Regions from separate parts of the Homo sapiens genome. Here region 2 is linked to region 1. Evidence: chromatin loops called from intact Hi-C (ENCODE). Cell type or tissue: MCF 10A. All regions are shown on one strand. Each heading gives the region's core, and the rest is flanking DNA. Links, peaks and the distances in the headings are about the cores only.

Region 1 (8,498 bases), core at 412-8,411:
GCCAGATTTGCTCTTGTTCTATTTCCAAATTGTAACTGCATTCTACTTTGTTTATTCTTTACTTTCAAAATTATCCATTTCACTATGGTATTTATAAACATATTCCTTTTAATAGCCAACGGCAACATTACCTTGAGAGAGAGAATTAGGAAACATTCTCTTTGTCAGAGCTCAAAATGATATCCTGCAGAGTGAAAGAGCACTTTTATACAATATAAATACTTAACTATTTTATTAACGTATTAGCTGAAGCCTTACAGAAAGAAAAAAATAGACACTTCCTGAGTCTCAGAGGTGATAACAAAGCTGTTCAGGCAGCTAGGCCAGGAAACATCTTTCTGTTTCCTCTGGAATAACACATCTGTCAAAGTCAGATTTACAAAAGAAAATCCATGTGACTTCTAGCCAAGAACTCTTGAAACCCAAATAATTTTGGATATTTTTATAACATATTAGGGAGCATATTCCAAATTTCTTAAGTTGAAGATCCTAGTTCAAGGCTACCTATACCTGTTTTGGACCTGTAGAATTTTGTATTTATAGACTAGGCACAGATAAATCCTCATTTTTCCTGTGTGTGTTAAAAAGCTATGTCATTCCTTCTGAGATTCTTGGCCAACTTAAATGGCCTTTTAGACTTTATGGACAAAGAACATGTGGCCCAAAGAACATGTGGGCAAGTACGTATCTCTGTGAGGTCAATTCTAAAGAGTTTGAGAAGTTGGTTTTGGGACAGTCCAAGAAACTTGCTTTGCCAGTCAAGGAATTCCTTTGCTTTCTATCAAGCACATTATCTCCTCCTAAAATTATTGTCCAATGTGTGATGCCCAAATCAAAACACTTGGCTTCTCAATCTTAGACTTCTCAGCTTCCAGAACTATAAGCCAATAAATTTCTATTCATTATAAATTACTATATGTGGTATTCTGTTATAGCAGCACAAAACAGACTAAGACACTAACCTAGACCTCTTCTTCTGCCTGAAGTTTAGAAAAAGTAAAATTGTAATTTGAAAAATTAATTAATTTTAAAATTAAATTAAAATTAAAAATTACATCATAATTCAAAATAAAAGTATTATATAAAAAACACACAGAGAGAGAAAGAGAGAGAAACATTGTCTCTACAAACAAAAAAAGCACAGCAGGAAGACATGTCAGACATCTGTACACTTGCACCACTGTATTTTGAAACAGTTTCTTAATTTCTTATAGAAACTAAGAAAATTATAGACATTATGATAAATTAAATAAGTCTGAATCAGGAAAATGCAGAAATAAGGCAATTGAAGAGATAAAAGATTTCAGAGATCTAATAGAACCCAGGAAAGAATTAGAAATAAGAGAAAAAATTATTTCAGAAACAAAAGCTAAGATAGGCAGAATATACGAATGAATAAACACAATACCTTAAGAGATAGGGTGTAATAAACACAATGGTAAATACCTTATTCTATAAGCATGAAAAACTATTCAAGCAAAATGGGCAGATATAGAAGATAGGTAAATAAAATCCAACATACATACACACACACACACACACACACACACACACACACACACACACACTAGGAATTGAAGGGGAAAAAATTGAACACAACAAATACTAAAAGTCATAAATGAAGAAGATTTTTCTGAAACAATAAAAAAAAGATTTAGAGCTATGTTGGAAATGATATACTTCATATCTGGGAATACCAACTTAAGATTATTAACACCAAAATATATTCTGCTAAAAGTACTAGACGTTTAAGAAAAGAAAAAATGTTCTTAGCTTCCAGCCAAAAAGACAAGACACCCATAAAAGTAAGAAAGTGATTATCATCATTATATTATATATATTTTTAAATTTACTTACTTTTGAGACAGGGTCTTGCTCTGTTGCCAAGGTTGGAGTGCAGTGGTGCAATCACTGCTTGCTGCAGCCTCGACTCCTTGGGCTCAAGCAGTCCTTCCACTTCCACCTCAGCCTGCCAGATGGCTAGGACTACAGGTACAAGCCAAGACAGCCAGCTAATTTTTTTTGTAGAGATGAGTTCTTGTCATATTGCCCAGCCTCAAACTCCTGGGCTCAAGCAGTCCTCCCAGTTTGGCCTCCCAAAGTGCTGGGATTACCCATCATTATGTTTCAACAGAAATTCTTTATGCTGGCAGACAATGGAGTAGTAGGTTGAGATTCTTAAGGGAAGTAAATGTGAGTAAAGCACTTTATAACAATTGAAACTGATATTCAAATATAAAGGCCAAAATCTTTTAAGAATATGCAGAAATGCAGGGAATATTATTCCCATTAATACCTCCTGAGGAATCTACTAGAGAGTAAGCTTCAGCCTAAAGGATGGTAGAAGACAGTAAATACAGTATGAAGTGGCTATGTGCTCTAACAATATAGATTTACCACAACTATGAAAAACTTGGGAGAATGGGAAAGTATATGAAAAGTAGAATGAGCTTACGGATTTTATTATAGCAAATTATTAATTACGCTAACAACATCGAGAACCAGGATTTTTGATGTGGGAGAAATAAAATTTGTATTTAAAATGAATCAAATTAGTACAAACCCTATAGCTCTGTTATGAACTGAATGTTTGTGTCCCCCTAAATTTATATATTGAAGCCCTCATCCCCAATGTGATGGTATCTGAGATGAGGCCTTTGGGAGATAATTGGGATTAGATTAGATTAGATTAGACAGTGGGGGCCTCATGGTGGGATTAATGCCGTTATAGGAAGAGGAAGACAAATAAATTCTCTCCCCAGACTTCACCCTGTTACATACTGAGGAAAGGCCATGTGAGGACATTGCAAGAAGGTGGCCAACCAGAATCTCACCCTGCTGGCACCTTGATCTCAGATTTCCAACCTCCAGAACTGTGAGAAAATAAATTTCTATTATTTAAACCATCCACTCTCTGTTATTTCATATGGCAGCCCAAGCTGACTAAGACAGCTCCAAATACAATTGGAATAATATTTGTATAAACTCATAATAATTTTATCTTTAAAAACATGTATTTCTGAGCCCTGTCTATTGATCATGGCTAGCAATGACAACTCAATAGCAAAGAGAATGCCTATTGTCCTGACAGTTGTCTCTACTATATTCCACTAAATCAACCAGGGCTTCTTGGAAAAAATGGCTGATTCTAGATCTAGGGCAGAAATACAAAACAGGAGATTAGAACATCTTGTCAATCCAGAAAATGGGGAGGCAAAAGGAGAAAAAGTCTCCTAGGATTAAATCTAAAGGATTTGAAAACCAATTTGAAGGAGCTCCCACTGGTGACAGTGGGAATAATTTGAATAGCAATAAAAATAATGGCTATAAAAATTGTACACATCAAGTAAGTTTAAAATCATGCATTCATTTTGATATTATGAAGTACCCACATTGATAACCATTGGAGGAATTTAGAAAACAAATTCAGTATTTTGAAAACAGTGAAATAAAAAGAAGCAAGCATTTATCATGTATTTCTACACAAACTAAAAGTAAATATTTAATGATGAGCATTTTCACTTTAAAGAAATATGCCAGGTCATAAGTGAAGAAGAAAAGACAGCATTATCATCCATTGGCCTCTTTTCCTCTCCCCCAACAGAAGACTTAAAGGCCAAAGGACTTTTAAAACTAATTTTTAACAAATTAGTAAAGGTCAAAGTGAGAGTAATTATTCCAAAGTAGTTCCTTAGAGTAAGAAGATGTGTCTTATAGATCAGGAGCCAAAGCACAAGTTTTCATCCCATTTATATTTTTCTGTGGTGAAAACTGTGCCATTCATTCATCAAAAGGTATTGGATGGAATTATTTGCATATGTATTAAAAAGTTGGGATATGAAGTAAAGATAAAATGGAATGCCTACTTGGAGAAATCTTCAACATTTGAAGAAGTATGTTGATATGTTTGTCTACATTTGCCTTACCTTTCACTATAGCCAAGAAACTAGGAATTTTGTTTGATTTACAAAATACAGGTTTTAGGTACTTCTATGGACTGAATATTTGTGTCCTCCCCCCAAAATTCTTAAGTGTTTATTATTAGGAGGTGGGGTGTTATTAGGTTATGTTATTTGGGAAATGATTAGGTCATGAGGATGGAACCCTGATGGGGTTAGTGTCCTTATAAAAGAGATTCCAGAGTGATTCATTGCTCCTTCAGCGATGTGAGGACACAGTGAGAAGGTGCCATCCATAAACCAGAAAATAGGACCGCACCAGACTGAATCTGTCAGCACCTTGATCTTGAATTTCCCAGCGTCCAGAACTGTGAGAAATAAATTTCTGTTGTTTAAGGTATTTTTGTTATAATAGCACAAGTGGACTAAGAGAAAAACTAATTTTTGTTGTTTTTAAATCAGAATTGAATTTATTTTGCCGTGGCTGAAACGAAAGCAACTGTATGAAAAATAGAGTAGACACTCCGTTTTAAAGGCCCATCCTCCCAGTAGGTGGAGCTATAATGCTTGTAGACTGAAATAAACAGAATCTTGACTCTGTTTCCTCTCTCTTAAATCCTGGCACAGTAATGGAACTGCTGAAGGTTAACCTAAAGATGTCTTTTTCTGATTTTTATTTGGTAAATTGTTTATCGGCCCTAACTGTGCATTAAAATTATTTAGATTGGTTTTTTTAAGTTGCAAATACTTAGGAGTATGCCTAGGAAATGGGTATTTTTTTAAAGTACTCCATTGATTCTATTTTATAGCCAGAGGAGACAACCACTGGCCCAACAGGGGAAAGAGATCATCTTCCATGGAGTAAGAATATAGAGAAGCAGTAATATGATAAAAGAAAAGCCTTTTATAACAAGCATTTATGGGTTTCAGGATTTAATCCAATAACAAAAACAATGAACAGCAAACACAATGTTTCTCATTTATAAAAATTTGGTTCTTTTTTATCTACTTTTTGGAAAATAAGAAATTTTATTTTTGTTTTTTACTGTGTAATGTCTATTTCATGTTAAGATGTGTTGAGCTTTTCAGTGATCATAAAATTTGGATAATATGTTCGTGTAGTCTCTCCACTGCTCCTCAGCCTTTTCCAATCAATTAAAGTATGCTAGAAGCAGCAAATAAATACAGTGATCTCTGGAAGCTTTCAAATACCCAGTGACAAGTGCTTTTCACTGTCTACAACAGTTACAAGTGTCATTACCAGACACAGAAATGTGATCTTACTGTAAGTGCAGAGGAGGAGCAAGGGTGGCAGCCACTTCAGAATTAGCCTCAATTTCCATTTTAATCTGTGGTTATCATGGTTATGTAGGAAGCACCCAAAATGTCATTTCCACCATGACATTGCCAGCAGACGCTTGTTTACTGTAAAACTGATAAAACTTACCTCTCTGGGCCTCTCACTTGCACAATCTTACGGCCCTAACAGGGCCCTAGAAATGTTTTTTTTTTATTATTACAAAATTGAAAAGTATAAGATATTCTCACTGCAATTGGTTAATTCCACTGACACTTTCCACTCCAGCTTTTCCTCTGTCACATTTCCCCTTTTGGTGGGTGGTGTTGGAAGAGCCACAAGCATTTTTGGGATTGGCTAAGGAAGATTTGAAGACACTTTTAGTTTGTTCTGGTGGAATTATTTACGTGGCTGGCAGTCATTTCCATGCATAGTTTAGTTAATGGTAGCAAGGTTCTATATGTTAGCAAATGGCAAAGCTAGGATTCACATCTGGCTTTGCCTACTCTATAATGTTCTTTATATTCTTGCTCTTTGCATGCTTTGTTATCCATCAGCAGACCTTTTTATGATTGTTCATCCTCAAGCTCTTGCCAGGATGTGATAGTATTTCCCTCCTCCTCTCTGACTCCAATACTTTTTTTTTTTTTTTGCCTTTTTGTCTCTCCTATCTTACCTGCACCCTGTATCTTATCCAAATTGGACTCCTCACCTTTGCTGGAACATAGCTTTGCTCATTTTCTTCCCTTGGTCATTTATACTTTACTGGTTCTTATTTTTTTTATTTGACACAAAACATTGACACTGACAATGTCATAAAACTCATATGTCACTACAAGGACAGCAATGACACATTAGTTAAGGAGTATCATAAATCTGAATAGTATTTACAGTTAATCACACACACACACACACACACACACCCTTCAAATCTTACAGCTCATATGTAAAAGAAAGATGAGAAAGGTTTTCTCAAATTTGATAGCAGTTCTAAAAATTTGCATGACATTTCCAATAACAAGTTATGAAACTGAAGGAAAATTTTTCATCAATAAAAGCCACAAATTTTTATCGACCATTCTAGAAGAAAGTTTAATTATCTTTCTATCTTTTGTATGGATGTAATTAAAAAATTGTCATCATATAAAAAGGCAGTATGAATTATTATTTTTCCTGATGTTGTAATGTTTGTGACCATGTGTCAACTTTGTAAAATTTATAATTTGTTGTAATATTGTATTCTAAATAAATATTCACTTTTGTGAAAATAATATTTTACATATTGTGTAAAATAATGTGCCCCACCCCCTTTTTTTAAGAGGACACCCTAAGTAATATAATTCTCAGGCCCCACAAAACTCAGAACTACCCCCGATTGCCAATGAAGTATTTTACTAAAAAAAAGTGTGGTGTCAAGTTAAATGTGTGCCACTGAGGGTTTGTTCTTTTATTTCACAAGCCCAAAATATCAATTACTTGCTAAGTTAATAAAAATTAGTATCTGGTAGAAAAGTCTTCTATGTTGTCTATTGTTATTTCTAAAGCCATGTATCCATATCCGCTTTTGATGTTTTCTCTCTTAAACAAAAATTACTTGCTTAGTTAATAAAAATTAGTATCTGGTAGAAAATTCTTCTATGTTGTCTATTGTTATTTCTAAAGCCATGTATCCATATCCGCTTTCGATGTTTTCTCTCTTAAACAAAAACACTATGCTGAATGTGCAGCAAGTAGGTGTGGTGTAGTTATTGCTGATGCACAGACATCATAGACATTTCAAGTAAAAGGCAGCAACCTGAGAAGTTGCAATCCACTTGAGAAGTCATGATTAATACCAACATTTTTAAATTAGTAGTTGTCTAAACAAAAATTGTATAAATGCCATGAAAATATACTTCCATTCTTACTGAAACTGCCTTTGCAAAATTATAACTGAGGAAATTATGACAGTGAAAAAAAATCAGACCTAACCGACTCCATCTTGCTTCTAACCTTTAAGCTGTGCTTGTTCATTCTTGGGCATAGGCCGAGCTAACTTTGGGAAGGAATTCAGTTCATGGTTTGACTCTGAAACAAAATTGATAACAGCCCTTTCCCAAAAAGACTCCCTTCTTGCCTGGTGACCAGTCTGCCTTTGCAGGACTAACCTATTAGCTACAAGGTTAGAAATTACAGTTTAGGGGTTATGCACCCTCTGGCTCCAAGTCTGAACCGCCCCACATTGCTTCTGGGGATAACATCACTATTGTAAAACCTAAGATTAGTGCTTGAGATATTTCGCAGACCCTGCACTGGGGGATCAGCTGACACCACCCAGACGGTTAATCTCACTCAACCAGTTCTGCCGTTTCACTCAGGAAGGGAAGACAGCAAGAAAACCTCACTTCAACCCCCTATGATTCCATCTCCAACCTGACCAATCAGCACTCCCCACTTCCCAAGCCCCTACCCACCAAATTATCTTTAAAAACTCTGATCCCCGAATGCTCGGGGAGACTGACTTGAGTAATAATAAAACTCCGGTCTCCCGCACAGCCGGCTCTGTGTGAATTACTCTTTCTCCATTGCAATTCCCCTGTCTTGATAAATCGGTTCTGTCTAGGCAGAGGGCAAGGTGAACCCACTGGGTGATTACATTACTACTCTCCCTAGACAACTGACTGACTCTTTGGATGGCTGTATACTAATAGCTAACATTATAAGAAAAAGGAAAAATCCTTACTTAAACAAAAAAATAGGACCAGGAAACAAAGGAAAGTAAAGATGAATAATTAAATATTATATATATGGGAAAACAATCTTTAAAAAATGTATGCTTTTATATAAATATATATTTATATACATTTATTACAATCTTATTGATATAAAAGGTGTTCAGCAAACCATTTAGAAATAATAGTAAAATATATGACATCACTTAAAATTTTATATAGCCAATTCATTCTCACAGAATGAGTGTTTTCTTTGATTTTTACCTAACTCCTGTTTCTGTAGCCAAACCTATGGCTGCAACTGATAAGCATGTGTAGTTTGGATATAAATGAAGTTTTCATTTATGTATGAAATGAGGAAGGCATTTGTTAGAACTTCAGTTCTTTGCCAATTATGTAATAATTTGAATACAAAGATTCATGGCCATCTTAAAAAAATAGCCAGTTAAACACCGAACTCCAGCAGATTCTGTATTTGAGAATACTATTCTTGATTATTAAAGGAAAATGTAAATTTGAGAAGTAAATGGATTTTATTTACTAGGAGCATGAAAATGTACTACAAACCTTTTCCCCCTAGTTTCCATTCTC
Region 2 (8,498 bases), core at 179-8,178, 130 kb before region 1:
CAAATTGGATTGACAGATTTTAATCTTAGCTTAGCTTATCTTTCCTGATGCCAGCAATAGGGCAAATGATCCCAAGTAGGCTGTAGTTAAAAAAACAAAAAATTAGTTGGCATTCCAAAACTGCACATAGAATTCAATTCAATTTACCAAATACTTATTGAGTACAAACAGAAAAGCATACAAAAAATGATAGGCCTAGGTCCCTGTGCTTTGTGGGGTGGAAGAGGAGTCCCAAGAGGCCTTGATAACATTGAATAATTAATTGTATAGCCATTGTCACCATCTTCATTTTCTTAGGGACCAATTCAGCCTGGAGAAAGGCACAAAACAAGAGCATTCAAGGAAATTCAGAACATAGATAAACCTTAATATAATAATATCCTGCTTGCTAGATCTATTCATTGAATAACCAATATTTGAGGACCCACAAGCTACCAAGCACTGTTTTATGTACTAGAGATACAATTGGCATCAAAACAAAGTCTTTGCTCTCATGAGGGTTAATCTAGTGACAATGTTTACTGGTCAATAACTAGGTAAGTGACTCACACTAAACCTTACAAACTGAAACCTGAAAATGGTGAAAAATTATCTCTTAGTAAACTAGATATCTGAGAGAGTAAGATTAGCAACTTTATTTTTTTAAGATTGGGATGTAATGGAATTTGCAACTGAGGAACAGAAATAGGACAGATGCCCCAATTCCAAGAGGAATCAGGAGATGGAAGATATGCCCCAATTCCAAGTGGGGTCGGGAAAGGGAAGACAGCTTAACACTAAAGGATCACAATGCTTTTTCCTCAAATGATACTCAAGCAATCTCAGTGGTGGCTTATGAAACAAAAGGACTCAGAGAATTCTTTTTCAGATTTTCCAGTGTCTACAGAACTATGATTATTTCCTAAGCCACATGTGTCATTGAGCAAGCCTCCTTACCCAATTGGACCAGCCACACCAGTTTCCCACAATTAACTCAGGCATCCTACCAAGGCAATACTCTGAGTCAGAAATGACAGTGCTCCCTGATACGCCCTAGAAGTATGTCAATGATCTCATGAAACATACTTACACATATATACAGAAACATACTCAAACACACAGATATATATGTATGTATGGGTATAGGTAGGTGGTTAGAGAGGCAGTTCCTATCTGGTTGACAAAGAGGCACACAACTAGGTCAGGGTTCAAAACCTATTTACCCATTTTTTCTAGGGTGAATCCTACTTTCCCACATACCAAGAAGGTATTATTCCACTGGCTGAAGAGAGAAGGAAGGAGGCAATATCCTGCATGAGACACTATATTGGTGACATAGCTATACATATTCTAACCTGTCCCCATCACAAACTGCCTTCTCTTTACCTAAATAAAAGCCTTCCTAGTCTAGAGGGTTGAAGCATATAAGATATATTTTTGAAAATTGACCTTCTAAGTTAAATACTAAGAAGTACATATCCTGTGACTCTAGTTACAAAGAGCATGAAAAACTGACACAATCAATTTATCCTGTTAGAAGTCAGGAGAGCAGTCACCTTTCATAACGGGAGAATGCTTGGCAGTTGGCATGAGGGACGTACAGGGATTCCAGTAATGTTCAACTTATTGATCCAGCTGCTGACTGCTGACTGCACAGGAGCATTCACTTTGTGAAAAATCAGCAAAGTACACTTATATGCACCCTCCTACATCTATACTACACTTCAGTAGAAAGTATTTTTAAAATTTAGTTTCTTAACAACTTGTGGTTTATTACTCATTTATATTTAACCCTTCCTGAAACATTAAATTATTTAGAAATTATTCAGGGCCATGAAATTTATTTTCTAGCCAATTTGTTGAAAAATAAATAAATAAAATCTACAAACATTATTTGTCTTTCCTAATGTATTTCTGATCAAATAACACGTCCCCAGGTAGTTATATAAAACTACTTCTAAATCAGTTAATAGAAAAAAAATAAATAACGTGTTCAGGAGTGCATTTCACCAAATCTCCAGGTTAGCAGTGTAGCAGTGCCTTTACACATGGGAACAGGGGAGCAAAACTAATCACTGTACATAAGATTTTCTTACATATGATACATAAACCAAAGTGAAATGATAGTTATACTTTTGCTATCACAAGACCTGTGGGCCAAAATCTATTTTATTCAATCTGTTCTTCTCTTCATTCAACTGGAAAACGATAAATAAGAATGGTAATAATAAAAGAGAGAAATCCCATAAAACAGATGAATATGGGAACAAGTAAATCTTCAGCACTACACCCTAAGAGGGCTCCGCCTCCTCTCTTTCATACTGACTTATCTCTCCTCTGCCAAATTTAAGGACACCTGTACTATTTTCTTCCCTTTAAAAGGGCTACCATAGTAATTTACATTAGCAAAACAACTGAACCAAACTTCGGTTCAATCCAGGGCCTCTTATATGAGAGCATCCTAATTCTATCTTAAAATTCTAATCAAAGCTATATATTTTATGAAATTTTTTGGTGGAATGGGTGATCTTAAGACATCTTTTTAATTTGCATATTGAAAAGTTGGGACGTGTAAGTAATCAAATATTTAAGTAATTAAAAATAAGACAACTTTCTTCTCCCTACTTAAGAGTTGGTTAAAAAAAATTCTTTAAAAAGATAAGGATTGATGGCTGAATGTTATCAACTACGAATGACAAGTATCTGATCATAAACACTGTACTTTTAGGGCAGTTCTCAGTGCCTTTCCTCCCCACTGTTCTCCTCTTGCCGTCGAGGTCTAAGCTTGGGAAATACATCCAACAATGCTAAGCACTGAGTAGGAAGGAGCATTTTGATATATGCTCATATATTACAGGCTACATATACACACCTCTGGGCTTAGCTCTTGGGTTTCTTAGTTAACAAGTGTGAATCTCCACTGTGTACTATAACAGGTAGCTATGCAACCTCTCAAGCTTCATTTTCCTCATCTCTAACATAGGCACAATAGTATCCCCACCTCACAGTGTGGCTGTGGGAATCAGTTGACATAACACATGAAACAATCAACACTGTGCCTGGCATTTAATAAACGGCCAATGACTTGTAACTATGTTTGCAGCAGCAGTTATAAAAACTTTTCTTCTAAAAGACAGCTTTACAATATCACCTGACAAATACAGAATTGACAGAGACTAATACTCTGCCAAAAAGAAAAATTATCTTTTAAAGTAATCCAAGTAAAATGTGTATGAAAAGACTTTGAATGTAGCCTGGCTTCTTGCCAGATGACTTTCAGCCTCCGCATTCACAACAAATACATTATTCTAAACAGCTTCAAGAAAGACCATGGACTTCTGAGTGACCTGTTGCAAGTCACTTACACTCTCTGAATCTCAGTCTCCTCACCCATAAAATGGGAGTAAGAATCTCCACACCATCAGAAGAGTACTGGGATTTTAGATATTAGCAAAAGGCCTAACAGTATCTTTCACATTAGGAGATAATTATTTTAAAGCAGATTGAATAACAGAAGTCATCAGAGGATTTACCCAAAGCAGGAAAGATTGTAAGAGAAAAATTTCCATGCTCTGTACTTCATTGTTCTCTTCTATGTAGCATTCTTGCCTTCTGTTGTACTCAAATGTGCTCCTCCTAAATGCTACAGAAGTTGATGATTTTATTTCATTCATCTCCATATCATCTTACAGCCCCTCCATCATCTTCCAAGTACATATCAGTGGCTTGTACAAAGACAGTAATAAACTGATGCTTGAAATGTCCAACTGCAGGAGAATTTTTACCTCACTATAATTTAGCCCCAGGAAAGTGGGACCTTCCTCCAGAAAGAGGAAGAGAAGAACAGAAATGTTTCCGGACTACAGATTATTTTTTTTAACCACCAGTGGGAAACATTTCAGAAACAATATTTTGCTTAGCTCACTTCATTCCCTTACTTTCAACTTAAGATAAGAGTGACATCTGAGAACAAAGCTTACCTATTTGCACCATTTCTTCATTACCAGCCTGGAAAGGAGGGGGAAAGCAAGAAAAAGAAAGTTACTGGGTTTCATCTTATCACCTTGTGAGTTTTATTTCTACCATTAATGGTTTCCAAGAGCTAACTAATCAGGAGATGCTAGAGACTGGGATTGGTGCCTAAAGCCTGCACCTTGGTTTGTAGAAGGTTCCATGAGCCAATTCCATAACAATTTGGGGAAGGGAGTTGTTTGCCCCTTTTCATTTTAATTTAACACTTATGAAGCCAGCAAAAATACATACAGACTCTCAATGCTCTCTTCTGAAATGTCGTACTGGGTCTGGATTAGAAAAGAAAGTATGAATTTAACAGGCCAAAATACACCTAACAGGGGGCCTGATTAATCAGATTTAAGGTCAGGAATCAACTAGACAATTCTCTACTTTTTACCCTATGGTCGTTCAGACCAGGCCGACCGGAGAAGCTACAAAAACTAACAGAGAAATTCTGTACCCAAAGTCCCATCGGCCCAGTGCTGATATGATTTACTACAAACAGCTCCCCTGGCGGAGCCTTCTCAAGGACTCTTCTGAGAGCATCGGGCTTCACCTTGAGCCTCCAAAGGGTTGGGGGCAGGGCCGAAAAGAAACAGAGCTGCACTCAACTTAGCTTTAAAAAGAGGAGGAGTTGTGCAGAGGGGGAGGGGAGAAGGCGGCCGGCGCCTGCAGCCTCTGCCCAGGAAAACGGAGGGCAGGAAACGTCTCCAGCCCCCCTCCCCAACTGTCAAATCCTAGCCCGGCCGTGGTACTCCCAGGACACGTGTCTACTGGATCTCTCCCTGTCCGGCCCAAGGACTTCCTGAAACCCCCGCCTCCGGCTGCCCGAAAAAACCGTGAGTCAGTTCGGAGGAGAGAAAGCTCCAGGAACCCGACTCTGGCGGCAGCAGCCAGAGCGCTGGGATCCCGGACCCAGCGTCCAGAACTTCATTCAAGCGCCCAGACCGCCCTCCAGAAAGGGGAAGCCCAGATGGCCCGGCGAGGATGGGAACTGGCTGCGGTTTGTCACTAGGAATTGTTACGAATGTCGCAGACTGGTGAAGCCCTAGGTGTGACAAGACTGGGCTCCCGGAGTGGGAGTCGTAACCTCCCGTGCAACTCAACCCTCTACCCCCAAAAGCCCGCACGCTGCGCCCAGCCCTCAAAACACCGTTTCTGAACGCAAAAGATAACAGGGAAGGGTGGGAGGAGAAGGAGGAAAGAGAGGAGGGTAGAGAGGGGAGGAACTTTTCGGGAAAAGGTTGGGTTTGAGTTTTTTTTTATTGTTATTATTTTCCACTTACTTGTCCATCAGCTGAAGTCCTAACCTCTACCAGAGCGGCTGCTATCAACCAAAGTGACAGGAGAACCATCACGAGTCGAGTTCACTTTCCAACTACTGGGCAAAGCAAATGCCCAGAGCAAACCCACCCCCCCCGCCCAAAATAAGTTTCTTTAAGAAAAAAAGGAAAAGGGAAAAAATGCGAAATAGAAAAAAATGATCTTCTGTGCTTTGCTTCAATGAAAATGAAATTTGAGCTCTGAGACTGGCCCCCTCTGCTCTGCAGTTTTTTCCACTTCACCTTCTCACCCCGTCCTCCCAACACAGAGTGTGCAGGAGCGAGAAGGTGCTGTAAGCGGGCACAGGCTAAGCCTGGGAGAGGGGGAAGGGACGAGGGGCTTTCCAACTATCTCTGCCCAAAGCAGCTTTTTCGAGGCTTTTCGAGCACCATTGGTCCCTAAGGTTAGCGCGGAGAATGCTTGGGTTCCCCGGAGCACAGCAGGGGGAAGTATTAGCGAGAGAGACGAGCGAGCGGGAGCGGGAGAAAGAGGCAGGGAGAGGGCGACTCCGCCGCACACGCAGAGGTGGGGGCGGGAGGAGCGAAGGGGAGGAGGAGAAGGCAGGCGGAGGAGGTGGGAGGAGTGGGCCGCTCGCCGGCTCCTGTTGCTCGCAGCGCGGCAGTCTGCTGGCTGCTGGCGACCCGCGGGGCGCTAATAAGGCGTCCGGAGCTCCCCGGACTGCCCCTCCCGCCGTGGCGCCCACGTCATGCGGGGCCCGAACCCGCGCCCCCCGCACCGTGTCAGGATTGGAGACCGCTCGGGGGCTGGTGTGGCCCGGGCTCGACCTCCCACCCTGGAGCCTCTCCTTCTCCGCCTAGGGCGAGAGGAGGGGAGGGTCCAGGGGCGCCACCGGTCCCGACTGGCGGGACGCGCGTTGAGTTAATTATAGGAAGGGGGAGGGTCCGAGGGCTGGTCCTGGGCTGTAGGAAATTCACCTCCTCCAACCTCCACTGTTCTCCCAGCCAGAGAATTCTCCCCGAAGAGAAGCCCTGGAACCTCCAGATCTTAACCACGCGGTGATCTCCCTTCCAGGCACCAGTCACCTCCCACGTTTTGGCAGGGGGTGTCCTTCTTTGTAAGCTCTTGTTTAGGCTTTATTCGTTTATATTAGTTTTAAAAGATACCACGTCCTTTCCTTGACTCACCCGGATGCTTCCGTTTATCACTAGAGTACACAGGCCTCAGCGACTCTTCCTCACACCCAGATTAAGTTATCAAATGATTTCTGCCCGCTGTGGCCTGGCGCTTCCTGAGGGGAAATGACACCAACCTGAGAGTTTGCTGGAATCCTAGCCCAGGCCCACCTCCCAGGCGTAGACACCTGTGGGTGCTTTCCAGAAAGCAGACAGGAGGAAAAGGAAATAGCTCCAACCTCCACTGACCGGTCCACGAGCCAGGAGTGAGTAGACACAAATTTAGATACGAACTTCAAGACTTCAACTGGACAGTCTTGAAGAGGCCTGCCCACAATAAAACGAGCTAGTGTTTATCTTGTTATGAGATGCAAGATAAGTCATAGTTCTTGTTCTTTTTTAAAAGCAATGTGAGTTTGGAGGGTTTCCTATAACTTCGATTCATTGTTTATTCCTGGAGAGGTAACGTGATGGTTGTGCCTTTAACTTAAGCATGGAAAGATTTGGTGTTCACTGATGTTTTATCTGCTAAGTCTTCTCAAAATCATATATCGAGGACATTTACATATACAAATGAGAAACTAGGTAACTAAATGGCCCCACCTAGTAAAACAGGATATTAGGTCAATTAGTTATTAATTGGAATTAGAATTAGACCCCAGCACTGAAGTATCTCTAAATTACTTTTTTCCTTCAATTAAAGCCTGTAGCATTTTTGTAACTTGTCATTAACTAGCTATCCAGGAGTGATTTGCTACATTTTACACCGAGTTTGTCTATTCATTAAAAAGAAGTAACCCTAAGCATTCCATAAATGAAAAATCTGTCAATTTACACTGACAAGTAAAAGAACACTAGAGATACACATTAGGAGATCTAGGTTCTAGACCCAGCTAACAGCTGTCTTACCTTGACAAGTCAGAATAAACCTCTATTTTGGTTTCTCCTCTATGAGATATTTGAGATCTAAAATCATCTGATTTTAGGTAATAACAAATAATGTATTTAACCATGTTATTACAGTAGGCCCTTTTGTGTTAATTTTACAACATTCAGACATTAGTTATCACCTAACTCCCGGCATAGCAAGCAATTCATGTGACTTTCAGGAAAGCAGCGGCTTCAGACATTTTTGGCCATCACCACAGAGAGAAATGCATATTGCATAGCGACCCAGTAAAAATTTCATGATTCAGTACTTACCTGTACTGCATGCAACAACCCTGATATTTTTCTTGCCATTCTTTCCCTGCAACCCCAATTGCAGATGAGCACTCAATTGATTTCACAACCCAGCAAGTCATGACTCTCACTTTGACAAAGATCAGTTTAAGAGCATGCAATAGGGTTTTTTTTTAATTCTAAATGAGTTCTAATTAATAGGGTTCTCCTAATATATTCTAAGGCAGAGTTTCCCAAAGTATTCCCTGGAATATTAAATGTTTTACCAGGAAAAGGAAAATTCTCAGACAGCCAACTGAGCTCATGAAATACTTAGATAAATGAAACAAAATGGCTCTCCTTATTTCAGACTTCAGGGTACCTATTTAAACAAACACATTTGTAGTCCCAGCTACTCCAGAGGCTGAGGCAGAAGAATCGCTTGACCCCAGGAGGCGGAGGTTGCAGTGAGACGAGATTGTGTCACTGTACTCCAGCCTGGGCGATAAAGCGAGACTCCGTCTGAAAAAAAAAAAAAAAAAAAAATTGTGAGTCTTCAAGGGGGAGATGTAGTGCAATTTGGTCTCCTTACTTACATGACCATAGAATCCTTTTTTCTCATGCTTTATCCTCTGTGGAACACACATGGGTAAATGACATTACAAAGCCCAACTATTAAAGCAAAATGAACTTCAAGTTAGATAGGTTGGATTCTCATGAGGATTCAGCTTCAGTTTTCTCAACTCTAATATCGGTTTCATAGTACTACTTTTGCAAACTCTTCATGAAAATTAACATGATCTTACATGTAAACTCTAGCACATTGTCTAGAATATGTAAAGGCTTCAGTGTAATTTTTTGAATAAAACTGATGGCATATGTACAGAT

The links. A loop is a pair of places that touch in the nucleus more often than their neighbours do. Peaks named below come from ENCODE experiments on the same cell type or tissue, not always from the same donor. Only the 100,000 strongest peaks of a DNase experiment are listed, where the experiment ranks them.
Region 2: a loop joins it to region 1, with 2.6 times the contacts of the local background. A loop is called at or near these places in 3 of 110 quality-filtered maps.

Annotation. Positions count from the first base shown.
Region 1 is chr4:72,697,961-72,706,458 of GRCh38, forward strand. No RefSeq gene overlaps it. Among named protein-coding and RNA genes, the nearest start is that of ADAMTS3, 130 kb to the left of the region's middle. In MCF 10A, for the core only: a CTCF peak has its summit at 4,452 (motif pointing right); a DNase peak (open chromatin) is centred at 4,451.
Region 2 is chr4:72,563,415-72,571,912 of GRCh38, forward strand. ADAMTS3 (ADAM metallopeptidase with thrombospondin type 1 motif 3) reads right to left here and starts at 5,807. Exons shown (of 22, transcript NM_014243.3): 1 at 5,280-5,807; 2 at 3,960-3,987. The coding sequence starts at 5,348. In MCF 10A, for the core only: a CTCF peak has its summit at 4,504; DNase peaks (open chromatin) are centred at 967, 4,567 and 4,797.